Regions from separate parts of the Homo sapiens genome. Here region 1 is linked to region 2. Evidence: chromatin loops called from intact Hi-C (ENCODE). Cell type or tissue: CD14-positive monocyte. All regions are shown on one strand. Links, peaks and the distances in the headings refer to the core of each region. The heading gives the core; the rest is flanking DNA.

The links. Hi-C counts contacts between places; a loop is a spot of excess contacts. Peaks named below come from ENCODE experiments on the same cell type or tissue, not always from the same donor. Only the 100,000 strongest peaks of a DNase experiment are listed, where the experiment ranks them.
Region 1: it touches region 2 in a loop (5-fold over the local background); 45 of 110 quality-filtered maps call a loop at or near these places.

Annotation. Positions count from the first base shown.
Region 1 is chr10:75,114,247-75,130,054 of GRCh38, reverse strand. All of the region lies in intron 1 of SAMD8 (sterile alpha motif domain containing 8), which reads right to left. LOC124902460 (a long non-coding RNA gene) reads left to right here and starts at 6,356. Exons shown (of 3, transcript XR_007062202.1): 1 at 6,356-6,404; 2 at 6,654-6,788; 3 at 10,339-10,412. It also overlaps the pseudogene RPS26P42. In CD14-positive monocyte, for the core only: no CTCF peak of the experiment used is centred there; no DNase peak of the experiment used is centred there; H3K27ac peaks cover 941 bases.
Region 2 is chr10:75,212,401-75,223,915 of GRCh38, reverse strand. It overlaps VDAC2 (voltage dependent anion channel 2), which reads right to left. Exons shown (of 10, transcript NM_001391963.1): 4 at 9,846-9,895; 5 at 4,701-4,853; 6 at 4,560-4,612; 7 at 2,946-3,173; 8 at 1,514-1,664. Among named protein-coding and RNA genes, the nearest start is that of VDAC2, 7.4 kb to the right of the region's middle. RefSeq lists an enhancer at 710-1,465. In CD14-positive monocyte, for the core only: no CTCF peak of the experiment used is centred there; no DNase peak of the experiment used is centred there.

The DNA of each region.
Region 1 (15,808 bases), core at 5,199-10,198, 95 kb after region 2:
CACACCTAAGAAAATTAACCATAATATCTCCCCTAATTGCCCCTCAAATTTATTTTATTTCTGTTTCCTCCAAAAATCAGGATTCAATTTAGGTTCATGTATTACACTTGGTCATCACATCTTGCTAGTGTCTTTTAGTCTAGAACAGTGCCCTAGCTCTTGTTTCTTTTTAGGGGGAGACAAGTTCAGGGTAGTTCTTTGTAGAATAACCTGTATTCTAGATTTACCTAGTTGTTTATTTCCTCTACTCTTAACCACTATACTATGATGTCAAGGGTTAAGATCACAGCTAAACCTAACACAAATCTCCAATCATATGTATTCATGTAGCTACTCAGATGGCTTTGGGGTGTTTCTTAAAACATTAATGGCTTTGTTATGTATCTAAGGCTATATAAACAAACCATTTTCTACTGTCCCTAAGATTATATAACTTCTTTTTCCTACGTAGATGACAAATTCAAATCTAAAGATGCCAAATGAAACTAGCTAATCATTTTAACTTTAAAGAAGTCCAGGCCGGGTGCGGTGGCTCACACCTGTAATTCCAGCACTTTGGGAGGCCGAAGCAGGTGGATCACGAGGTCAGGAGATGAGAGCCTCCTGGCCGACATGGTGAAACACTGTCTCTATTAAAAATACAAAAATTATCTGGGTGTGGTGGTGCATGCCTGTAATCCCAGCTACTTGGGAGACTGAGGCAGGAGAATCACTTGAACCAGGGAGTTGGAGGTTGCAGTGAGCCGAGATCATGCCACTGCACTCCAGCCTGGTGACAGAGCAAGACTCCATCTCAAAACAAACAAAAAAACCCAGAAGTCCAAAAGAGTCACTTGAGCTGGGGACTTCCAGGCTATAGTGAGCTATTACTGCACCTGGGCAACAGAACAAGACCTAGTCTTTAAAAAAAAAAAAATAAGAAGAAGAAGAGGAAGTACAAAGAAGATATAATAAATATCTTTAGAATTAGAAGAAAAGCACACTGGAAAAAAGATCCAGTTGAGATGGTTTTTTTTTAGGTGATTCAGAATACAGAAAGAAGTATGGAGGAAAAGTAGGGCTTCTATATTACGAAAGTGTCAACTTTTGTTAAAAGACCCTTTTGCAGAAGAAGTAATACATTTTCGTCAGTATGTGTCTGAAATTTTGCTATTTAGGCACTAAAACCAATTATATGCATGTATTAATAATGCAATACAAACAGCTGGATAAAAAAGCAAATCTTTTCATCTCAGGCTTGCAACTATTCACTTCCTTTAATCTGTAATCACCCCAAGGCACCAGCCCAGTATCACTGTGTACCACTTCTAATCAATAATTCCCTTCCCCACCCCCTGCCGACCACCCATAGTAACCACAAACCTATCTTCATGATAATCCCTTGTTTTTCTTTATAGCTTTACTACCTAAGCATATATCCATAAACAATATAGTTTAGTTTTCCCTGCATTTGTACTTTATATGAATGGAACAATACCATATGTATTCTTTTAATCTTACACCAATGTAGATTTCAGAATTCACCTGTTATTAAAAATATCTAAGCTGGGTATGGTGGCTCATTTCTGTAATCCCAACACTTTGGGAGGCGAACTCAGGAGGACTGCTTCAGCGAAGAAGTTCAAGACCAGCCTGGGCAACATATGGAGACCTTGTTTTTATTAAAATTTAAAAAAACAGAAGGGCGGGTGCGGTGGCTCACGCCTGTAATCCTAGCACTGTTGGAGGTCGAGGCAGGTGGATCACTTGAGGTCAGGAGTTCCAGACCAGCCTAGCCAACATGGTGAAATGCTGTCTCTACTAAAAATACAAAAATTAGCTGGACGTGGTAGCATGTGCCTGTAATCCCAGCTACTCGGGAGGCTGAGGTAGGAGAATTGCTTGAACCTGGGAGGCGGAGGTTGCAATGAGCCAAGATCGCGCCATTGCACTCCAGCCTAGGTGACAGCGACTCTGTCTCAAAAAAAAAAAAAAAAAAAAATTAAAGAAGAAAAAAAAATCAGAGCCAGATTAATTTTAGAGGGCTGTTAAAACAGTTTTAAGGTTCAAAATAATACAGGGAACGTTAAATAGTCATTTTAATTTGTCAGTAAAGACCGGTAAAGGGTTTATCACCTAGGAAGAGTTAACTGCACTGAATGGGAAAGTATATTCAACCAGAACAAATAAAATATTCTTCAAAGGAAATACAGTGAACAAAAGTACATGTTGTTCCTTAGCATGAACTAGTTAATCCTTTCTGAGTTAAAATGTCTCAAGAGGACTTGTTTATTTAACATTTACATGCTGAATACTGTCTGTCATGTAACTGGGATTATCAGCTATCCATTCAATACCTAGTTAAAATAGTAGGAAGCAGACAGGATGTACAGCTAGAGGATATGTGATGTCAGCAGAGTGTTATTCCTTAAAAAGAATGTACACCCTAACTCACAAACTCAAGTTCTGAACCGTGTTCAGTGCATTTTCAGGAAGTAACAATAAATTAGCTAACATTCATGGCATTTACAGTGTCTGAGGAACTGTTCTACGTGTTTGACTTATATGCCCAAATAATCCTCACAACTATATAAAGTAGGTACTATTAATTTCCTCATTTTATAGATGTGACAACTGATATAAATGGGTTAAGTTCCCCAAGATCAACTTGTACTAGCAAGTAGTACAGAGAACTGTTCAACCTAGGCAATCTCATTTTAAAGTTCATATTCTTACCCATGACAATATACTGCCTCACATGAACTGAGGGCTCTTGTACTTCTGCAAGAACTAAATCTCAAATATAAAATACTAAATATTTTCTAGTTATCAGCAGAAGAATGTATCAAAGTTACATTACATAACAAAGATTTTTTTTTTTTTTTTTTGAGACAGAGTCTCGCTCTGTGCCCAGGCTGGAGTGCGGTGGCGCAATCTCAGCTTATTGCAACCTCTGCCTTCCAGGTTCAAGCGATTCTCCTGTCTCAGCCTCCCGAGTAGTTGGGACTACAGGCACAAGCCGCCTCTCTCCACTAATTTTTGTATTTTTTAGTAGAGACACGTTTTCACCATGCTGGCCAGGCTGGTCTCGAACCGTTGACCTCAGGTGATCTACCCGCCTCGGCTTCCCAAAGTGCTGGGATTACAGGTGTGAGCCACCGTGCGCAGCCTAATGAAGACTTTTTGAATCACAATTTTGCACTGTTCAGTCTCAAACATTTACTAAGTGTCTATTATATAGAGATGCCAGACACTAAGGCACTGAGGATACAATCCGGCCAACCCGGTGGCTCAGGCCTGTAATCTCAGCACTTTGGGAAGCCAAGGCCAGAGGATTGCTTGAGCCTAGGAGTTTGAAATTAGCCTGGGCAACATAGGGAGACCTCATCCCTACAAAAAAAAAAAAAATTAGCCAGCGTGGTGGCACGTGCCTATAGTCCCAGGTCCTCAGGAGGCCAAGGTGGGAAGACCACTTGAGCCTAGGAGGTTATGGCTTCAGTGAGCTATGATCATGCCATTGTACTCCAGCCTGGATGACACAGCAAGATACTGTCTCAAAAAAAAAAAAAAAAAAAAGCAAAAGCACTCATATGTTACATTTATTCATCTATTAAATATTTACTGTACACATACTATATGAAGGGTATTACACTAGGCAATGTGGCATTCATCCAAATGAATCTGAATCAGATCTTGCTCTCAATGATTCTACAGTCTAGAAAGGGATATTAAAGAGAGTCATAATTAGTTCACTCAATCCTCAAAAGACTAATAAAGTGGATATTTATCTAATTTGCTAAAAATTGGAAAGTTAAAGGAGTTGGAAAAGAGAAGTTATTTCCAGTTGGTAAAATCAGAAAAGAGTTCTTGGAAGTGACTTTTGAGCTAAGCGTTAAAGGAGTAGTAAAATTATGTGGATAGAGATGAATAAAGTACAATAGCAAAAATTTAAAAATAAATAAATAGATCAATAAATAAAAATAAAAGTATACTAGCAGAGGAAATTGCATGACCAAAGTATGAAGGCAGGAAACAGTGGTGAACCATCAGTATGTAAAAGGCACAGGGGAATAACAAGATAAAAAGTTGAAAATATAAACTGGGGCCAGATGATGAAAACCTTTTTGTTTTTGTTTTTAGTATAATCTCCACTTTATCTTTTTCCAGAAGATAGTTTTTCTTCAGTCCTTAAGGAGTCGGCTCCTTATACGGACTTTGGTGGAGGTCATGGGGCAGCACTCAAAAGTCTAAGTCAGGTAGACATGTTTGGTCCTTGCAGGCTTTACAAGTTCGATTCTTGACTACCTTTCTGCGAATGGCACAACTCATGTAGTTATGTAGCTTCACATACAGCTTTGGAAGCACATAGGTGCCCAAGGTACTTGTTTCAGAAATGTCCCTGATAGCTGTGGGCTCGACTATGTTTCAAATAATGAACTTTATTTTTTTTTCCTTTTTTTGAGACAGGGCCTCACTATGTCACCCAGGCTGGAGTGCAGTGGCACAATCTTGGCTCACTGCAACCTTTGCCTCCTGAGCTCAAGTGATCCTTCCACCTAAGCCTCCCAAGTAGCTGGGACCACAGGTGTGCACCACAACGCTGGGCTAATTTTTGTACTTTTTTTTGTAGCGATAGGGTTTTGCCATGTTGCCCAGGCTGGTCTCAAACTCCTGGGCTCAAGTGATCCTCCCGTCTCAGCCTCCCAAAATGCTGGGATTACAGGTGTGAACCACCACACCCAGCCTCAAATGATGAACTTCTTAAAAGGCTTGTCCCTGGGCATACATCATGCACAGTTCATGCAGCAAATAGGCTGCATAAGGCAGTAGCCCTTTTAGACACAACAGTTGTTCCTTCTTGGAAACGAGGACCTGAGAGAGCCATGGAAACCTCTGTCAAGTTAAAAACATTCTACACACAATGGGATTCTCTGCAGATAGCTGAAAAAGAGGATGACATAATCAGAGTGTGTTTTAGAAAGAATAATTGGCTAGGTGTGGTGGCTCATACCTATAATCCTAGCACTCTGGTAGCTGGAGGCGGGAGGATCACTTGAGGCCAGGAGTTCAAAACCAGCCTGGGCAACATCGTGAAATCCCATCTCTGTAAAAAACAAACAAACAAAAACAACAACAACAAAAAAATTAGCTGGCTGTGCTGGCATGTGCTTATACTCCCAGCTACTTAGGAAGCTGAGCCATGACTGTGCCATTGCATTCCAGCCTGAGTGACAGAGTGAGACCCCATCTTAGGAAAAAAAAAAAAGAAAAAAAGAAAGAAAAATTGTCTTAAGAGTGTAAAACAGATTGTGAGACAGGATGGAATATAATGACAGACATGAAGACAGAATGAAGGAAACAGCTTCTAAAAAGTAGAGGAACAGAAGAGAGAGCTACTCTTCAGTATGTGTACCGTTTTGCTCTCTAGATTTTTCTGACAGGTACCTTTTTTTTTTTTTTTTTGAGATGGAGTCTCGTTCTGTCACCCAGGCTGGAGTGCAATGGTACCATCTCAACTCACTGCAATCTCCGCCTCCCGGGTTGAAGCAATTCTCCCACCTCAGCCTTCCAAGTAGCTGGAACTACAGGCGTGCGCCACCACGCCTGGCTAATTTTTGTATTTTTACTAGAGACAGGGTTTCACCACGTTGGCCAGACTGCTCTCGAACTCCTGACCTCAAGTGATCTGCCCGTCTTGGCCTCCCAAAGTGCTGGGATTACAGGCATGAGCCATGGTGCCTGGCCTCTGACAGGTACATTTTAAAAAATAAATGGATTTCTGCTTGCAGGAAGATGGAGTAGACATACTTTTTCCTATTACTCTATGGACATTATATATAAAATAAACATAAGAAGACTCTGAGAAATGAAGAGGAAGACTGACTGGCCAGGCACCTTGGGACCCAAGGAACAACACAGTAGTGAGCTCTTTGGGTGTTTTGTTTGTTTATTTTGCCATATATATCCCAAAGTGGATACTAGAGAAGCTAGCAACCTGGAAATGTCAAAGGTGCAGATAAAAAAAGCTCCAAGAAAAAACAAAAGACCGGCTGGGTGCAGTGGCTCACGCCTGTAATCTCAGCACTTTGGGAGGCTGAGGCAGGCGGATCGCTGGAGCTGAAAAGTTTGAGACCACCCTGGGCAACATGGTGAAACTCCGTCTCTACTAAAATACAAAAAATTACCTGGGCGCGGTGGAGTGTGCCTGTAGTCCCAGCTACTCTGAGGCTGAGTAGCTACTCTGAGGCTGAGTAGCTACTCTCAGGCTGAGGCTGGAGAGTCGCTTGAGCCCTGGAGGCAGAGGTTGCAGTGAGCCGAGATCATGCCACTGTACTCCAACCTGGGAGACAGTGAGACTCCACCTCAAAAAAAAAAGAAAGAAAAGAAAAACCAAAGGACCAGAAAAAGAGACAGCCTAGCAAGATGTAAGACTTTTAGACAATAACCCACTCTATTCCAGCCAAACACCACATAAAAAACCAGCCCCATTTCCACTCCCACCCTCACCAGGAAAGGCCAAATGGAGAGCCTTGATTTTTAAGCCTGTCAGGTTATAATCCGGCCATATCTCTCTCCACACCAGGGTGGTATCAGAGAAGACCAAGTAGGGAGCTGGGATTGTCATCATTGTCTAGCAGTAACAAGTCTCTCCCCCTCTCTTAACATGCTGTCAGAGGAGTCCATTTGGGGAACTTGGACTTCAAACCCAAACAGCACTTATGAGGCACCCCTCCTGCTCCTTGCCGAGGTACTACCAGAGGAAGCCTGCTGGAGACTCAGGATTAACACCACTCAGTGGTATATCGGAGGTAACAAAGCCACCCACAACCCTCATCTCCTTTACCCGCCCAACCCCCTGCACAGGGTGGGGTGGGGTGGGGTGGGGTGGGGTGGGGTGGGGTGGGGTGGGGTGAGGTGGGGTGGGAAGCAAGCATGAGGTGTCCATTTCCTTCCCAGCAAGCAAGGTACAAAACTTAACCCTTCTCCACCTGGCACTATGGAGATGGTGTCTGTAGAAGGGCCAATATCCCTCACGAATATAGATGCAAAAATACTTAACCAAATATTAGCAAACAGAATTCAGCAATATATAAAATTAATTATATATCATGACCAAACAGGGTTCATTCCAGGGATGCAAGGCTGGTTCAATATTTGAAAATCAAACAACGTAACTCACCATGTTAACCTGCTAAAGGAGAAAAAACACAGGAGCATATAAATAAAAAAAGCATCTAACAAAATTTTTATCGCAAATACCCATTTATAATACAAATTGTCAGAAAACTGCTAACAGAGGAGGATTTTTTGGGGAAGGGGTAAGAGACGGGGTCTTGCTATGTTGCCCAGGCTAAACTCCACGGCTCAAGCATCCATTCCTGTCAGCCTCCCAAAGTGCTGGGGTGCTGGGTTTACAGGAGAGAGCCACAGTGCCCAGCCAAGAATTTTTTTTTTTTTTTTTTGAGACAGAGTCTCCGTCTATCATTCAGTCTGGAATGCAGTGGCATAATCTCAGCTCACTGCAACCTCTGCCTCCAGGGTTCAAGTGATTCTCATGCCTCAGCCTCCCAAGTAGCTGGGATTACTGGTGCCCCCACCACGCTCAGCTAATTTTTCTATTTTTTTTCTGGAGACAGGGTTTTGCCATGTTGGCCAAGCTGGTCTCGAATGCCTGACCTCAGGTGATCTGCCTGCCTCGGCCTCCCAAAGTGCTGAGATTACAGGCGTGAGCCACTGCGCCCAGCCTATAATTATTTCAAAATAAAAACTGAGAAAATTTTAAAAGAAGCACAATGTCCCAAAAAATAGCAAATATGGTATATGTGTATATTTTTAAATAAATAAATATCAAACTAGTAATATTTACTCCTTGAATGGGCCCTTTCACTGTCTACATTAAAAATTTCTAAAATTTCTATATTCCATACAATAAGAATGTAATACTTATAATCAGAGAGAAAAGGTTTTTTTAAGAAAATGATGTGATATGATTTTGAAAAAAGAAAGAAAATGAAAGCAGTATTATTTTTCACTGTTTGAAGCAAATCTCATTTAAACAGATATAAATAGAAAATTAAGAAAGTCGCTGGGCATGGTGGCTTACTCCTGTAATCCCAGCACTTTGGGAGGCCAAAGAGGGTGGATCACTTGAGGTCAGGAGTTCAAGACCAGCCTGGCCAACATGGTGAAATGCTGTCTCTATTAAAAATACAAAAATTAGCTGGGCATAGTGGTGGATGCCTGTAATCCTAGCTACTTGGGAGGCTGAGGCAGGAGAATCGCTTGAACCTGGGAGGCAGAGGTTGCAGTGAGCCAAGATCGCACCACTGCACTCCAGCCTGGGCGACAAAGTGAGACTCAGTCAAAAAAAAGAAGAAAAAAAAATTAAGAAGGTCAATTAAATTCAATTATTAACCCATATATGCATATACACACTAAGTATATGCATGAGGCAACCAGCAAAACCAGGAAGTCCCAGAAAAGATCTGATCCAGTTCCATGACCCATTAACAGTGTGATGTTGGAAACAGCTTAACCTTTATCTCATAAGGGATCCAGAGATTACAAACAGAAAGTAATTTGAAACATTAAACGTGTTGTGTTTTGTAAATCAGGATGACAGAGTTCTTAGGTTAGAAATGGAAGTGACCTGAGAGATCTAGTACAATTCCTCAATTTACAGCTGAAGAAACTAAGGCTAGAGAGTTAAGCTTCAGATAAATAAGCTATTTGCCAACAACATCTGATATACAGCCCAGAAAGTAAAGAGTACTGGCTCTAGAATTAAACTGCCTAGGTTCAAACTGAGGATTTACCACTCACAGTTATGTGACCCTGCAGAAGTTACATAACTTTCTTGGGCCTCACTGTCTTTATCTGTAAAATGAGGAGAATTCCTACTTCATAGGCTTGTTGTGAAGATTGCATGGAATTATACATGTAATGCACTTACAATAATGCACTTATAATAATGCTTAGCAAACAGAAACTGCTCAAAAGTCCGGGTGTGGTGGCTCCCGCCTATAATCCCAGCACTTTGGGAGGCCGAAGTGGGTATATCACTGAGGTTAAGACTTCAAGACAAGCCTGGTCAACATAAAACCCCACCTCTACTAAAAATACAAAAATTAGCCAGGTGTGGTGGTGCACGACAGTAGTCCCAGCTACTCGGGAGGCAGAGGCAAGAGAATCGCTTGAACCTGGGAGGCGGAGGCTGCAGTGAGCTGAGATTGCACCACTGCACTCCAGCCCAGGCAACAGAGTGAGATTTCGTCTCAAAAAAAAAAAAAAAAAAAAAAAAGATGGAAATTACTTTTCAACATAACAACGTAATTAAGCTACATAAACTGAGAAACAATAATATAAAATAGAGGTTCTAGTTACTCAATGCATTGCTCTACACATCAATATGCACTGCTCATATAACGACTTAACATAAAATTTAACTATTAATAAATATTTCCACAGGAGCATACCACTCACCAACATTTTAAAAAGTATGACGCTGGCCGGGCGCGGTGGCTCACGCCTGTAATCCCAGCACTTTGGGAGGCTGAGGCGGGCGGATCACGAGGTCAGGAGATAGAGACCATCCTGGCTAACACGGTGAAACCCCATCTCTACTAAAAATACAAAAAATTAGCTGGGCATGGTGGCAGGCGCCTGTAATCCCAGCTACGGGAGGCTGAGGCAGGAGAATGGCATGAACCTGGGAGGCGGAGCTTGCGGTGAGCCGAGATCGTGCCACTGCACTCCAGCCTGGGCAATAGAGCGAGACTCCATTTCAAAAATAAATAAATAAAATAAAATAAAAAGTATGTCAGTGATGTAACTGATTACTGTTGATACCTGAAAGCACTTCTGTACAGTTTGGGAATTGGGAAACTTCCTAAAGTGATAGGCACTAAAAACTAGAAAGACACAGCTATTCCACTGGGCTTAATTATACCAACACACAAGAGACCAAAATAGCCTCTAATCCATCACTGGACAATCTTTACTTTTTTTGAGACAGTGTCTCACTCTGTCGCCCAGGCTGGAGTGCAGTGGTACAATCTCGGCTCACTGCAACCTCCACCTCCCAGGTTAAACCGATTCCCTTGCCTCGGCTTCCCGAGTAGCTGGGATTACAGATGCGCGCCACCACGCCCAGCTAATTTTTTTGTATTTTTAGTAGAGACGAGGTTTCACCATGTTGGCCAGGCTGGTCTTGAACTCCTGACCTCAGGCAATCCGCCTGCCTCGGCCTCCCAAGGTGCTGAGATTACAGGAGTGAGTCACCGTGCCCAGCTAACAATATTTAAAATACAGAGAATATATCAACAAAATGAAACCTTTACAATATGCTTACTTTTACAGAAGCAAAATCCATGTTCAGATGGTGATTACAGTGACTTAAACATGCTGGATTTTTCTTGTAGTTTCACTTCTCACGTGTGCGCACGTGTGTGTGCATGTGTGTGCAGAAAATCATCAAAAATATTGGAGTACAACCAGCTGAAGCAACTGTCCTCTATTCTAAATTCTGTGATTGTATTTAAAAGCCCTACATTCAAATGCCCCTAAAGGAATTCACAACTGATAAAACTTGACTCATAAATACAATATGTGCTATTTGTATAAATTATTATTGATTCACGCCTGTAATCCCAGCACTTTGGGAAGCCAAGGCGGGCAGGTCACCTGAGGTCAGGAGTTCGAGACCAGCCTGACCAACATGGAGAAACCCCGTCTCTACTAAAAATACAAAAAAATTAGCTAGGCATGGTGGTGCACCCCTGTAATCCCAGCTACTCAGTAGGCTGAGGCAGAATTGCTTGAACCCAGGAGGCGGAGGTTGCAGCGAGCTGAGATCGCACCACTGCACTCCAGCCTCAGTAACAAGAGCGAAACTCCGTCTCAAATTAAAAAAAAAAAACAAATCATTACTGATTTAGTTTACAAAATTTAAAAGTTAAACAGCTTCCAAATGATGTATAAAACGTAAAAAAATTAAGATCCATATCCCAAGATAAACACTGAGGAAGAGACTTCAAACATTATATAAAGCTAGAGTTAATAAATTTTTCTTAGGGCAATTATATATTATAGATGCACTGAAGCTGAAATACAGCTAAATCAAATACATTTAGCTTATCTAATATCCACATAATAAAGACTACATGTTTGCAGATCCATAAACCAGAACATAAAAACAATTCTTATGAAAGCAAAAAGCCTAAACTATGATGTAGGAGGATAAGGTTTAATTTGGGCATATATGGCTAAACTTTGTGATTAATAACTCTGTAGTTTATAGTATTTGGGATTATCCAACTTTTTTCCATACTATTTTAAAATTTTTACCATAAATGAAAACATTTTCATTCAGCAAACAAAAACTACTCTTTTCTCTTTATACTTATAGAAAGATATTTTTCTTTTTCTTTTTTGAGACGGAGTCTTGCTCTGTCGCCCAGGCTGGAATGCAGCGGCGTGATCTCAGCCCACTGCAGCCTCTGCCTCCCAGGTTCAAACAATTCTCCTGCCTCTGCCTCCCAAGTAGCTGGGACTATAGGGGCACACCACCACACCTGGCTAATTTTTATATTTTTAGTAGAGACAGCATTTCACCATGCTGGCCAGGCTGGTCTCGAACTCTGATCTCAAGTGATCTGCCTGCCTCACCCTCCCAAAGTGCTGGGATTACAGGCGCAAGCCACTGTGCCCAGCCTATTTTGCATTTTCTTAGCAAGCACAGGGTATTGTTTCCAAAACATCGATAAAATCTGCAATAATTACAAAACAGTTTCAAAGACCTTGCACTAACTCCTACCATCCATTTTGAAACTCTTTAGTGGTGATTTTCTGTTTTGTTATGTCCCACTTCTGAGCAGTAGAATTTAGGGCAGCATCTTTAAAAGAATTAAATTCCCTCCTCAGTTACATCATCATTCTCTTGGCTGCACTTCAGTTCTTGGACTTTTTTGCTGCTCTAACCGTGAACTCTTATAATTTCACTCAAAAAAAGTTGTCATATATACCAAATAACATCTTTTTCTGGTTCCAAATAGCCTTTAAACTAACTTCTACTATCAGGCTGCACCAAGTTATCTACACCAAATCCAGAACTGTCTCCCCTCAATGAGTAAGAATCTGACAGATATTACCGTCCATTTTATATTCTCAGTTATACCAAAAATTTTTCCACGATGATAGGACTTTGGTGATAAATTTGGTAAAGGGTTCCTGACCTGGCTGCAATGCCACAGCAAACCAGTAAAGAAGCTAAGTATCTAAAATTCTAATTTTTATTCTAACCAGGCTAGCAGTTTAACATATCAATTTGGTAAAATCTTTTTTGTTTGTTTGTTTGTTTGAGAAAGCATTTCACTCTTGTAGCCCAGGCTGGAGTATAATGGCGCAATCTCGGCTCACTGCAACCTCTGCCTCCTGGGATCAAGCAATTCTCCTGCCTCAGCCTCCCAAGCAGCTGGGATTACAGGTACGTGCCACCACGCCCAGCTAATTTTTTTGTACTTTTAGCAGAGAAAAGGTTTCACCATGTTGGCCAGGGTGGTCTTGAACTCCTGACCTCAAGTAAGCCACCCACCTTGGCCTCCCAAAGTGCTAGGATTACAGGTGTGAGCCATCACGCCCACCCTTTTTTTTTTTTAAGATAGGGCCTCACTCTTTACCCAGGCTGGAGTGCAGTGGCGCAATCACAGCTTACTGCAGCTTTGACCTCCTGGGCTCAGGTGATCCTCCCACCTCAGCCTCCTGAGTTCTGGGACTATAGGTGCACACCACCACACCCGGCTAATTTTTGTATTTTTAGTAGAGACGAGGTCTCACTATGTTGCTCAGGCTGGTCTCAAACTCCTGGGCTCAAGGGATCCACCCACCTCAGCTTCCCAAAGTGCTGGGATTACATGCATGAGTCACCCCACCCAGCTGGTAAAATCTTTATTTTTAAATATGCTACACTGGCAGGCTGCGGTGGTTCACGCCTGTAAACCCAACTTTGGGAGGCCAAGGGGGGTGGATGCCTTGAGCCGAGGAGTTCAAAACCAGCCTGAGCAACATAGTGAGACCTCGTCTCTACTAAAAACACAAAAAATTAGCCGAGCATGGTGGCACGCGCCTGTAATCCCAGCTACTGGGGAGGCTGAGGTGGGAGAATTGCTTGAACCCGGGAGGCGAAGGTTGCTATGAACTGACATCACGCCACTGCACCAGGCTTCGGCAACGAAGTGAGACTCTGTCTCTAAATAAATAAATAAATATGCTACATCCAAAATCTAATCAATATAATGGAAAATGAGAAACTGGCTCAAGACTTCAAACTCCATTAAATATTGTGAAAATGGATTGGATTTGCAGCCAAATTTTAATGTATGGTTTTGGAAATCTCTGGCTTTCATGCTAATATTATATTGATGGAACTGACATCAATTCCATTTAATCTCAAAGTTCCAAACTAAAACAGATTTGCAAGTATTTCCAAAAACTCAGTGACACCAGTTAACCTATAGGAAGGCCCTAAATTAGCAGAATCCATGGTTCTCACCTCCAACTAGAATTTATCTGTCAAAAATTTCAAGACAACAGAACAAGTATCAAGATAACAGATACTCATGTTACTACCTCTTGTCCTCTGCCACAACTCATAAGCTTAACTAAATGCACTTCAAAAATTTAAGACACTCACACCTGTAATCCTAGCACTTTGGGAGGCTGAGGTGGGAGGACTGCTCGAGGCCAGGAGCTCTAAACCAGCCTGGTCAACATAGCTGATACCCCATCTCTACAAAAGAAAAATTTAAAAAAATTAGCCAGGTGTGGTGGCACACGCCTATAGTCCCAGCTACTCAGAAAGCTGAGGCAGGAGGACTGCTTGAGCCCAGGAGTTCAAGGCTGCATAAGCCATGATCGCGCCACTGTATTCCAGCCTGGGAGACAGTGAGACCCTATCTTTAAAAAAAAAAAACTACCAAAAAATACTTAGACAAATATAAATATAATTCACTGCCCTGCCCCACAACACTCTTTTCTGAGGTACATATCATAAAACATTGTTTTATGGTGAAACACTGTGGTGAAACTATTATAACCAAGTTTTTCTTAGTTAATAGTCTTTTTTTTTTTTTTTTTTTGAGACGGAGTCTCGCTCTGTTGCCCAGGCTGGAGTGCAGTGGTGTGATCTCCGCTCACTGCAAGCTCCGCCTCTCGGGTTCATGCCATTCTCCTGCCTCAGCCTCCTGAGTAGCTGGGACTACAGGCGCCTGCCACGAGGCCCGGCTAATTTTTTTGTATTTTTAGTAGAGACGGGGTTTCACCGTGTTCGCCAGGATGGTCTCGATCTCCTGGCCTCGTGATCCGCCCGCCTCGGCCTCCCAAAGTGCTGAGATTACAGGCGTGAGCCACCGTGCCCGCAGTATGTTACATTCTATAGTATTGTGAGGACCCAATAACAGAACATTTCAATACGGAAACATGAAGTCACTGAACTCAGCTAAAGGTTAGGCTTCAGATCTGTGATGATGGTACTGTGTGTATGGGAGGAGGGGGTTCAGGAATATTCACATCACAGGTCTGTTACAAATCCATACCCACACATTCATATGGCAAATTACCAGGAAGCAACAGCGGTAGCATGTAAACACCAATCTGTTTTCCCAGTGTGCCTGGCCCATGCTCTCCTATTTTTAGTTAACATCTTGATTTCTCAAGGCCAAGAAAACCACAAGACCTAAAGTAAGCATCACTGTCCTGATGATATCTGTTGTCAAATGGCTTTCTCTGTTCTTGCCCTACTATTAACCCCTCAATGTGTTACATCATACCCTTAGAGCAAAACAAAAACAAGAACAAAAACTGGTTCCAAAAGAATTCCCAAAATCACATGTAAGCAAGTATTAAAGATACGGCATTTTGCAAATAAGTAACTCTTTATTTGTAAACAAATATAAATACATGAGACGTGAAAATAATCAAGGCTCTCCCCTGTCATCTCTGCAAATAAGTAAAACATTTAATCTAATCTGGGAATGAAATAGTATAGTCCTCCTCTATAACCTAAATCCCTTAAAAGAATTTTGATTAGCTCATACTGTATTTTTTCACCAAATACCACAATCATTCAAAAGAGCTTCATAGGTAATTTAGCAGAATATGCAATTGTATTCATATCTCGTATAAATCAGTTTGATGTCCAAAGAGAATCAAAGCTACAGAAGCTTTAAAATTAAAAAGTGAATTCAATCTTAGTTCATTAACAATCCACTGGCATATGAAAAATGAAGGGGGTAGAATCTGAAGACAGGAAAGATTTCCATCCATAAATTAACGGGCATGCTAGGTACACCCAACAATTAACACCATATATTACATCAGGCCTGGAAGTAAAAATCTTGAAAGAATAGCTTGTTAACATGGCATTCTTATAAAACAATAATAATACTATTCATGGAAACATCTGTGATTTAAGTTTCTCAAAAAAAGTGTTCAAATTTCAATTCTTAGAAAAGCCATGAAAATGTCTTAATCAGTAACAGCAAAGTTTTGAAGAAGTATTGAGGATCTAATGATTAACAAAATAAAAAAATGTTTATAAGCAACTGTGCAATGTGAATAAGCTTTTGCAGAAGGGGGGTTATGGTACTGAAATCAAAACTGATTTACCTAAATATGTCTGCATATTCTGCCATCGCAGTCATGATGGCTTCTTCTGCCTTAGAGAAACCGATTTTTTTTTTTTTTTTGAGACATATCACTCTGTTGCCCAGGCTGGAGTGCAGTGGTGTGATCTCAGCTCACAACCTCTGCTTCCCGGGTTCAAGAGATTCTC
Region 2 (11,515 bases), core at 3,715-8,714:
CAGACATGCCACCTTCCAGTAACCTCAGCTACCTAGCTCACTGACCTCTGTCCTTGTGGGTTTTCATGAGGCTTCATTATACAGGCATGACTGATTAAACCACTAGCCATTGGTGAACAATTAAACCTACAGCCCCTCTCCCCACCCCCTCTAATCACACCTTGGTCTCTCCACTGACTAGCCTCCAGCCCGAAGCTACCTAAAGGTGGCCAGCCACCAGTCAAAACTCATTAGCATACAAAAAGATACTTAATACTTTCGGGATTCCAAGGATTTTTTAGGAGTTCTATGCCAGGAGAGGGAAGGAGAACCAAATATATACTTCCTAATATCACAAGGAGCATTAAGCAATGCTTCTGGGTACTGCTGAATTGGAGTGGCAGCTAACATTACTGAAGTGGGAAAGGCTAGGTACATTTCCAAACTAATTCCCAGGAGTCATTAAATGACACAGGGGTCCCAAGCTGCCTTCCCATTTTAACTATGAACTCCTAGTAGCTGAGAGAAGCTTCTTCCACTTACATTAAATCTGTTAAAATGCCACAGACATCCAAGAACATCAATGTAAGTAACAGAATAGTGTACTGTATGAATCTTGAGGTTTTTATTGCTGTAGTGCAATTAGAAATGGAGAAGGCGGCCAGCTGTGGTGTCTCATGCCTGTAATCCCAGCACTTTGGGAGGCTGAGGCGGGTGGATCACTTGGGGTCAGGAGTTTGAGACCAGTCTGGCCAACAAATCCCATCTTTACTAAAAAATACAAAAAAATTAGCCAGGTGTGGTGGCGGGCACCTGTAATCTCAGCTACTCAGGAGGCTGAGGCAGAAGAGCTGCTTGAACCCAGGAGGCGGAGGTTGCAGTGAGCCAAGATCGCACTACTGCACCCCAGCCCGGGCGACAGAGACTCCATCTCAAAAAAGAAAAAAAAAAAAAAAAGACAAAGTGATGATTAAAATACTAGCCAGGTGCAGTGGCTCATGCCTATAATCCCAACAGCCTCCTTTGGGAGGCTGAGACAGGATGATAGCTTGAGCCTAGGATGGGCAACATATGGAGATCCCATCTCTACAAAAAAACATCAAAAAATTAGTTGGGAATAGTAGGAGGCTGAGGTTGAACCCAGGATGTCAAGGTGCCGGGAGTCGTGATTGTGCCACTGCAGTCCAGCCTCGACAACAGAGAGCCTTAAAAAAGCACTATTATTTCTGACACAGTAAGAACCACTCAGGGACCAAACACCAGCTATACCTGGACTTAGACAGGCCTATGGCTCAAGGTTATCATCAACATTAACTCGGCAGCTTTTGAGGTTAAACAAACTCCACCAGCCTGGCCTGGAAATAAAACGTCTAACACTGTATCCATCAAAAAAGCGCATTTCAAAATCTAAAACTAATCTATCTGTAAACTGGGGACTGTGTGAAATCAGTTCAAATTTTCAACATAATTCAGTATACCCAAAGACTCATTCCCACAACCAAAACCCCCATTCTAAGTCCACAAAAGTACTCACAGAAATGGAAGCAGTGGGATCCAACTGATATTTAGCTGCAATGCCAAAACGAGTGCAGTTGGTACCTGATGTCCAAGCAAGGTTTACTGAAGTGTCAAGATCTTCACAAACTTTCTGATAAATTGATCCTCCAAATTCTGTCCCATCATTGCTATAAGATATTTTAAATTAGTAGATCTAGAATAGACAATGTAATAATGTCTAAGGCACAGGCTGATTTGTAGCATTACATTTAAATAAAAAACCACAGCTCAAGTGGGTCTTTAGTGTTCCACTGAAAACTTGCAAGTTTTAACAGGTTTTTTTCCCCAACCCATACCCATACAGGGATTGGTAAAATGAACCACAGAATATCCATTCAGTGGAATTATCACACTGTATTAAACATGCAAGAGGTTCTCAAACAGCCTTTTGGTTACGTATTTTATATATAAGTATATATACACACACATATAAAAAGGTGAACCACAACATTAACAAAGATTATATACCTAGCTGGCATGATTGTAAGAAACGTAGGTTTTCTTCTTTGTGCTTCTGTTATTTACCAATGAATTTTTACAATGGAAAGAAAAACATTTTAAGTACTTTCTATGTATCTATCTAGTTTGGGCTAGGTAAAAACACCAGGCTGGATGCAGTGGCTCACGCCTATAATCCCAACACTTTGGAAGGCTGAGGCGGGAGGATCGCTTGAGGCCAGGAGTTTGAGACAAGCCTGGGCAACATAGCAAGACCCCATCTCTACAAAAATAATTAAAAACAAACAAACAAAAAAACAACAATAGCCGGGCACAGTGGCTCACGCCTGTAATCCCAGCACTTTGGCAGATCACGAGGTCAGGAGTTCCAGACCAGCCTTGCCAGCATGGTGAAACCCCGTCTCTACCAAAAATACAAAAATTAGCCAGGCATGGTGGCACACGCCTGTAGTCCCAGCTACTTGGGAGGTTGAGGCAGGAGAATTGTTTGAACCCGGGAGGCGGATGTTGGAGTGAGCCGAGATCGCAAAAGAGCAAGACTCTGTCTGAACCAAAACAAAAAAAGAAAGAAAAAAGAAAAAGAAAAAAAAACCCAACCACAAAACACCATACATTTTAGGCAATCCTATCAAGTCAGCATCTCACACATCAAAATAATTAAGTAAAATGAATGTACTGGTAGCAGTCTGCCAATATATAATGCCTCTTGTAAAAATACAAAGCACATTAAACCCCATATAAAATGAACATTTACTCTCTCAGCACCAAAGGTCAGACTAACAGTCTTCTACTATAAACTTTCAAGGGGCACCCTAGAAATGACCAAGAATGATTTTGTTTTTAAATGTTATGAGAAATCCTTTAGGGTGCACCCAGATCAATAAGATGACAGACATCAAAATCATCCTCTGAGGGCCCACATCACAGTATCCTATGAAAGAAATACTTACACATTAGTGTGTAGCTGGAAGTCCCCAGTCCTGTAGCCCACTGCAAAGTTATTCCTTGTCAGCTTTGATTTGGCACTGTCAAAGGTCATCTGGTAGCCAGCAAGCCAGCCCTCATAACCAAAGACAGCTGAACCATGGATTGCAGGTCCAGCAAAATCAAAGTCAACATCACAACCAAGGTTTATACACTCCCTCTTGTAAGAAGACTTGATTTTACCACTTTTCTTTCTGGAAAAAGAACAAACTGATGTCATTGGGAAAAATTTACACACACTTCTGCACAAGAGAGCACAAAACAGACTTAAATAAACTGCAGTATGACCAGGGAGTAAAAATCAGCAATACAATAACAGGGAGTAAAAAAGTCAGCTCAATGAACTACAAGACAAGGACACATGAAGCAACTGGACAGCCATCTAGGAAAACTGCTTTGCAGAACAAACAATCAGTCACAAAAGCCTGTTAGAAACACATTAGTTGCCCAAGTTAGTGCAACAACAAAGAGGCAAATATTTGAAGGCAAGCCAATGATAGCAACCATAGTATTCTAAAAGCAGATATGGGCCAGGCATGGTGGCTCCCGCCTGTAATCTCAGCACTTTGGGAGGCTGAGGCGGGCGGATCACCTGAGGTCAGGAGTTTAAGATCAGCCTGGCCAGCATGGTGAAATCCCGTCTCTACTAAAAATACAAAAAAATTTAGCCAGGCACGGTGGCATATGCCTGTAATCCCAGCTACTCAGGAGGCTGAGGCAGGAGAATCGCTTCAACCCAGGAGGCAGAGGTTGCAGTGAGCCAAGATCGCACCATTGCACTCCAGCCTGGGTGACAGAGAATAAACAAACAGGCTGCGAGCGGTGGCTCACACCTGTAATCCCAGCACTTTGGGAGGCTGAGGTGGGCAGATCACGAGGTCAGGAGTTCAAGACCAGCCTGATCAACACGGTGAAACCCTGTCTCTACCAAAAATACAAAAATTAGGTGGGCGTGGTGGCACATGCCTGTGATCCCAGCTACTCAGGAGGCTGAGGCAGGAGAATCACTTAAACCCGGGAGGCAGAGGTTGCAGTGAGCCGAGATCGCGCCACTGCACTCCAGCCTGTGTGACAGAGTAAGACTCTGTCCCAAATGAAAATAAAATAAAATAAAATAAATACAATAAAATAAAATATGGAAAAAAAAAAAAAGGCTGGGCGTGGTGGCTCATGCCTGTAATCCCACCACTCTGGGAGGCCAAGGTGGGCAGATCACCTGAGGTCAGGAGTTCCAGGACAGCCTGGCCAACATGGCGAAACCCCGCCTCTACTAAAAATACAAAAATTAGCTGGGCGTGGTGGCACGCACCTGTAGTCCCAGCTACTCAGGGAGGCAGAGGCAGAAGAATCGCTTGAACCCAGGAAGCTGAGACTGCAGTGAGCCAAGATGATGCCACTGCACTCCAGCCTGGGTGACACAGCAAAGACTCCATCTCAAATAAATAAATAAAAGCAGATACAGAGATTTCACCACCACAAGGTAGCTTAATAAGCTATCAAACAGTAAATGTACACCTTTTCTAAATATACAAAAGAGAAATACTTTTAAATGTAATACAGATAAAAATGTCTGTGCTTACCCTGTGTTTGGTGAGAAGGTAGTATCAAATGTCAGTTTCAAACCTTGACAAATCTATTTTGAAAGAAAAGTAATTTGTTTTCTTTTTTTGAAATACAAAAATAAATTAATAAAATTAATACTAAAATTTTCAAAATGTTACCTGGTCTTCAATTGCGATTTCTGTTCCCAGAGTGTTATCAGTGTTCCACTTTTCTGTGAAAGTCAGACCATACTCACACCACTTGTATTTGGTCTCCAAGGTCCCAGTAACTTTACCAGTGTCTGTATTAGATGAACCGGACGTTGAAAATTCCTAACAAGACAATCAATAACTTCATGAACATTCTCATAAGCCTAGAATTCATCACTGCCTTACACACGCACACACACACAAACCCCCTGAAACATTTGGTAAATTCATGAATCCTTTTTCTAGCTTCCTAAACACTCGTATCCTTCTGCACTGTGCTACTCTCTAAGCATATATAAGAGTGACAAATAAGCCTTTGAGCAACTGACTGCCACTTTACATACACAGCTGACACTTCCAATCAATCACAAGTTAACCTGTAGTGAATTCTCAAGTGAACAAACTGTACACCTTTTTTTTTTTTTGAGACAGAGTCCCGCTCTATCGCCAGGCTGGAGTGCAGTGGCGTGATCTCGGCATACTGCAACCTCCGCCTTCCAGGTTCAAGTGATTCTCCTGCCTCAGCCTTCCAAGTAGCTGGGATTACAGGTGCCCGCCACCACACCCAGCTGATTTTTGTATTTTTAGTACAGATGGAGTTTCACCATGTTGGTCAGGCTGGTCTCCAACTCCTGACCTCAGGTGATCCACCCACCTCGGCCTCCCAAAGTGTTGGGATTACAAACGTAAGCCACCACCCCAGCTAACTGTACATCTTTTAAGGAAGGTTTTGCTAAGGTGATTTTATTTGGGATTCAAAAATCAATGGGGGACTGAGTGTGGTGGCTCATGCCTGTGATCCCAGCACTTAGATACCAGCCTGGGCAACATAGCAAGACCATGTCTCTACAAAAATTAAGAAACCAGCTCAGCGTGGTGGTGTGCGCCTGTAGTCCCAGCTACTCAGGAGGCAGAGGTGGGAGGACTGCTTGAGCCTGGGAGGTCCAGGCTGCAGTGAGCCATAATCCCACCACTGCACTCAGCATGGGTGACACAGTGAGACCCTGTCTAAAAATAATAATGTGCCAATCCCTGGTTGCACACGAACTGAAAAAGAAAAAATACGGAGGGCTTATCTGAATTTTTTTTTTTTTTTTGAGACAGCATCTTGCCTCTGTCACCCAAGCTGGAACACAATGATGTGATCACAGCTGACTGCAGCCTCAACCTCCCAGGCTCAAGTGATCCACGTACCTCAGCCTCCTGAGTAGCTGGGATCACAAGCATCACCACGCCAAGCCTAAGGAAGACAGCTGATGTGAAAATAATAAAGAGACTACAGCCAGAAATTGTGATATCTGTAGAGTGAGAAATATCAAAAATTGTATCAATAGGAGGAAAGGCCAGTCAACCTTCTCTCAGAAAATAGAACATTTGTATAACTATTGCTCTGCTGTTAGAGACAAATCCTTAGGTCTTACATCACTCTCCTAAATTAGACCCTTTCATTAACAGGAATTTCAAGTCAAAGCATAGCCCTCAATACCTATACTAAAAAGCACTGGACTGGCTGGGTGTGGTGGGTCACACCTGTAATCCCAGCACTTCAGGAGGCCAAGGCGGGCCGATCACTTGAGGTAGGGAGTTTGAGACCAGCCTAGCCAACATGGTGAAACCCCGTCTCTACTAAACATACAAAAATTAGCCGGGCATGGTGGTGCATCCCTGTAATCCCAGCTACTCAGGAGTCTGAGGCAGGAAAATCACTTGAACCTGAGAACCTGAGGTTGCAGTGAGCCAAGATGGCACCACTGCACTCTAGCTTGAGTGATGGAGTGAGTGAGACTCCATTTCCAATTAAACAAAAAAGCACTGGATCATGTTAGGAAACACTAGATATAAAAATTAGGAGTTCTGATGTCCAGTTCTTCGTGTCATTTACTAAATGCATCACACTGAGCAGGACACAACATTTTGCGGTTTTTTTTGGAGACAGGGTCTCACTCTGTCGCCCAGGTTGGAGTACAGTGCCACAGTCATAGCTCACTGCAGCCTCAAACTCCTGGGCTCAAGCGATCCTCCTATCTCAGCCTCCCAAGTAGCTGGGACTTCAGGTACCCACCAACAAGCACAGCTAATTTTTAAATTTTTTTGTAGAGACGGGGTCTCACTATGTTGCCCAGGTGAGTCTCAGAACTCCTGGGCTCAAGGGATCCTCCTGCCTTGGCCTCCCAAAGCGCTGGGATTACAGGAATGAGCCACTGTGACCAGCCTCACTTAACTTTTTTGGGTCTGTTTCTGCAACTATAATTACAAAGCCTACCTCCGAATGATTAAATTGAACTGACACTGTGAAAGTTTGTACGTTTTCATATGCTCCACAGAAAAGGAAAGCATTACTAAAACAATATATATGGAACAGGTTTTTCTAGCAGTTTGAATGGGGAATGTGTGAGTAGCTATTTTTAATCCTGAATGACATTAATGACTCTTGGGGCCCCACCTACGGCCATTCATCAGCCCACAGATCAAGAGCCAGCCTATATACACATGCCAAGGAAGCCTCAAGAAACAAAGCCAACACCACCCTGTGGGACCAGAGTTGGGCCAGATTACAGCTCATACCCTTTACCACCAGAAATTTTGGCTTCTACATTCTGGGGTGGCTTCAGTAGCTTTGCTGTTCAGGTAAGAAAACAGAGCCAGGTATTAATGGGACTTATCTGGGGCCAGAGACATACTATAGGATCAATACCATGGTTGTTGAGTTACATGTATTAAATGTGAATAAAAACATGCTATATCTAATCCAGCTCCTACATATCCTTCATGCTCTTAAACCTACTTCCATAAAACTTTCCCTAACCCTATACACAACAATCTATTCCTTTCCAACAAAGATTTGATTATCCAACGATCTAATATTTGATATTAATTACCTCAGTACTCTCAGTTTATTTTGTCTCTCCAACTAGAAAGTAAGCTTTTTAAACACAAGGACTGAATCTTTTTTAGAAGGCCTTTTGTGTTTCAACAAATACACTAGGGGCCTCAATAGACTAACAATGGGAACATTAAAAAACACTAAAAATCACTGCTCTGTAACCTGTTAACTTGGCCAAATAAGTCATCCAATCATAACTAAACACCTAAGCTTCCTTTCAGACCAAAAAAACCAAGCGACAGATATGATCAATGTAAATCCCCAGAAATCCAACAGGCCTAGGCTTTTAAACTACAGGGCTAGCGCTGTGGCTCACGCCTGTAATCCCAACACTTTGGGATCACTTGAGGTCAGGAGTTTAAGACCAGACTGGCCAACATGGCAAAACCCTGTTTCTACTAAAAATACAAAAATTAGCGGGGCATGGTGGCAAGCACCTGTAATCCCAGCTACTTGGGAGGCTGAGGCCGGAGAATCACTTGAACCTGGGAGGTGGAGGATGCAGTGAGCTGAGATCATGCCACTGCACTCCAGCCTGGGCGACAGAGCAAGACTGCGTCTCAGAGGAAAAAAAAAAAAACAAAACAAAAAAACTACAATACGATTAAATAAATATCAGTTACATGCACTACATCAAAAATGTCTATATAGGCCGGGCGCGGTGGCTCACGCCTGTAATCCCAGCACTTTGGGAGCCCGAGGTGGGCAGATCATGAGGTCAGGAGATTGAGACCATCCTGGCTAACATGGTGAAACCCCATCTCTACTAAAAATACAAAAAAATTAGCTGGGCGTGGTGGCCCGTGTCTGTAGTTTCAGCTACTCATGAGGCTGAGGCAGGAGAAAGGCATGAACCTGGGAGGTGGAGCTTGCAGTGAGCTGAGATCATGCCACTGCACTCCAGCCTGGGTGACAGTGCAAGACTCCGTCTCAAAAAAAAAAAAAGTCTCTCTCTCTCTATATATATACATACATACATATATCAAAATAACCTATAGTATTCTAATGTGCACACACACCCACCCCTAAAATAATCTCAAAACAAAAATTTTTTAAGTAAAAAAAATTTCACAAAGTTAAATTTTACTAGCTGGGCATGGTGGCTCACATCTGTAATCCCAGCACTTTGGGAGGCCAAGGCAAGTGGATCACTTGAGCTCAGGAGTTCAAGACTAGCCTGGGCAACATGGCAAAACGTCATCTCTAGAAAAACTACAAAAAATACTCAGGCATGATGGATACGGCCTGTACTCCCAGATGCTTGGGAGGCTGAGGTGGGAAGATTGCTTGAGCCCAAGAGGTCGAGGCTGCAGTGAGCTGAGATTGTGCCACTGCACTCACTGCACTCCAGCCTGGGCAACCGAGTGAGACCCTGTCTCGAAAAAAGTTAAATATTAGTTTATCCCCTTTGTAAACAGTTCATTGAACTATCAAGACACCCAAATACCAAAATATTAACCTCTTTAAAAATATTCTTGGCTGGGCATGGTGACTCACACCTGTAATCCCAGCACTCTGGGAGGCCAAGGTGGGTGGATCACCTGAGGTCAGGAGTTGGAGACCAGCCTGGCCAACATGGTGAAACCCCAGCTCTACTAAAAATACAAAAATCAGTCAGGCGTGGTGGCAGGCACCTGTAATTCCAGCTACTAGAGAGGCTGAGGCAAGAGAATCACCTGAACTCAGGAGGCGGAGGTTGCAGTGAGCCACAATCACACCATTGCACTCCAGTCTAAGTGACACAGTGAGACTCCGTCTCAAAAAAAAAAAATTCAGATCAGGACTCCCTAAACTCATAAAATACATGTGGAAATCTTCTCCAGGGAGAACTGCTAGAAAATGGACATTATATAAATGATTAGTACACTCAAATTAATGAGTTCCTGATATTTTTATGCCCATAACTCTGACGAGCATTGTTGACAAAGGGTTACAAAAAAGTCTAATAATGGGTTCCCTGCCTTCAAATGTGTAATCTTACGAGTAAAGAGTACCACCTGACTGGTCTTTCCTAAGTTCCTTGTGCATACATAATATGACGAAAGACCACATGAAAATCAGAAATCACATTCAAGGCCAAAATAAATCAGGTTACACGCAAATCTCTTAAAACAAAGTTAACTTCTGCCTCTTCTTTAAGACAAAACAGGTAGACATCTTTCAGTTATGACCATTTTACAAGTTGAAAAATTATAAAGGTTCAATAGAACTTATTCAACAGTAACACTCACCACGCCACTGCAAGACTTTGTTTTCACATCCAGTTTCACCAACCCAAAACCTTCAACAAATAGACAGCAAAAGAAACAAAATGATTCCTTTGTATGAAAGATGCATAGCAATTGTTGACTATACATAAAAAACAAAAAGATTCCACATATTCAGAGGTGGATAAAAATGTGTTAATATACAATATTTAAATGAAATTGTTACAAATTCGTCTTTTGTAAACTGGCTTATAAAGGGCAGAATTATCCCTATGCTGCTTTGTCTAGTTTTTGGTAGTTGGTACACAAAAGAATGCTTTCAAATTATTTATTTATTTATTTATTTATTTTGAGACGGAGTCTCACTCTGTTGCCCAGGCTGGAGTGCAGTGGCACGATCTCAGCTCACTGCAACCTCCACCTCCTGGGTTCAAGCGATTCTCCTGCCTCAGTCTCCCGAGTAGTTGGGACTACAGGTGCGTGCCACCACGCCTGGCTAATTTTTTGTATTTTTAGTAGAGATGGGGTTTCACCGTGTTAGCTAGGATGGTCTCGATCTCCTGACCTCGTGATCTGCCCGCCTCGGCCTCCCAAAGTGCTGGGATTACAGGTGTGAGCCACCACGCCCAGCCCCCAAACTATTCTTAAACTTAAATATCAGATTAAAAAATCATTCAACTGAAATTTCAGAATAGCTAATAACTTATCATGATATGGCCAGGTGCGGTGGCCCACGCCTGAAATCCTAGCACTTCGGGTAGTCGAGGCAGGCAGACCACTTGAGATCAGGAGTTCAAAACCAGCCTGGCCAACATGGTGAAACCTCGTCTCTACTAAAAATACAAAAAAAAAGCTGGGCATGGTGGCATGTGCCTGTAATCCCAGTTACCAGAGAGGCTGAGGCAGGAGAATTGCTGGAACCCAGGAGGCAGAGGCTGCAGGGAGCCGAGATCACGCCCCTGTACTCCAGCCTGGGCAACAGAGCGAGATTCCGTCTCAAAAAAAAACAAAAACAAAACCAACTTATCATAATACAGACATTTAGGACATTTATGCCAATGGGGTATTTCCAACAGTCTAAATAAAGGGGAGGAGGGTATGGAACAAAATTTTCAAGAAAACTCAAATTCACCTGAAAAAGCTCATAACTCTAGATAAAGTATTAGGAGTCACCACAAAAGCAAAACAGTAATATATCGTAACTCTAGTCAACCAGGGCCTAAGCTATAACTGAAAAAAAATTAAAGCACGAGCCGTTTTTCTTAAAGGCTCAAATCTTCTAAGTACAGTTTTTAAAAATTTTGGGAAATTGGGGGAGGGGGATGTAGACTGTAAAAGAACTATTTTCACATAAGTTTAATCTAAGTATCTTAAGTTTCTAATAGAAGAATTAATACAAGGCTGGGCACAGTGGCTCATGTCTGTAACGTAATCCAACCAGGCTTTGAGAGGCCACTGTGTTTACTGGGTAACACAGTGAGACCCCACCTCTACGAAAAATAAAAAAAATTAGCCAGGTGTGGCAGAGCGTGCCTGTAGTCCCAGCTACTTGGGACGTGGGAGGCTGAGGAAAGATGATCGCTTGAGCCCAGGAGGTCCAGGCTGCAGTGAGGTATAATCATGCCACTGCATCCAGCCTGGGCAACAGAGGGAGACCCTGTCTCAAAAAAATAAGTAACTCTAAATTTAAAGCA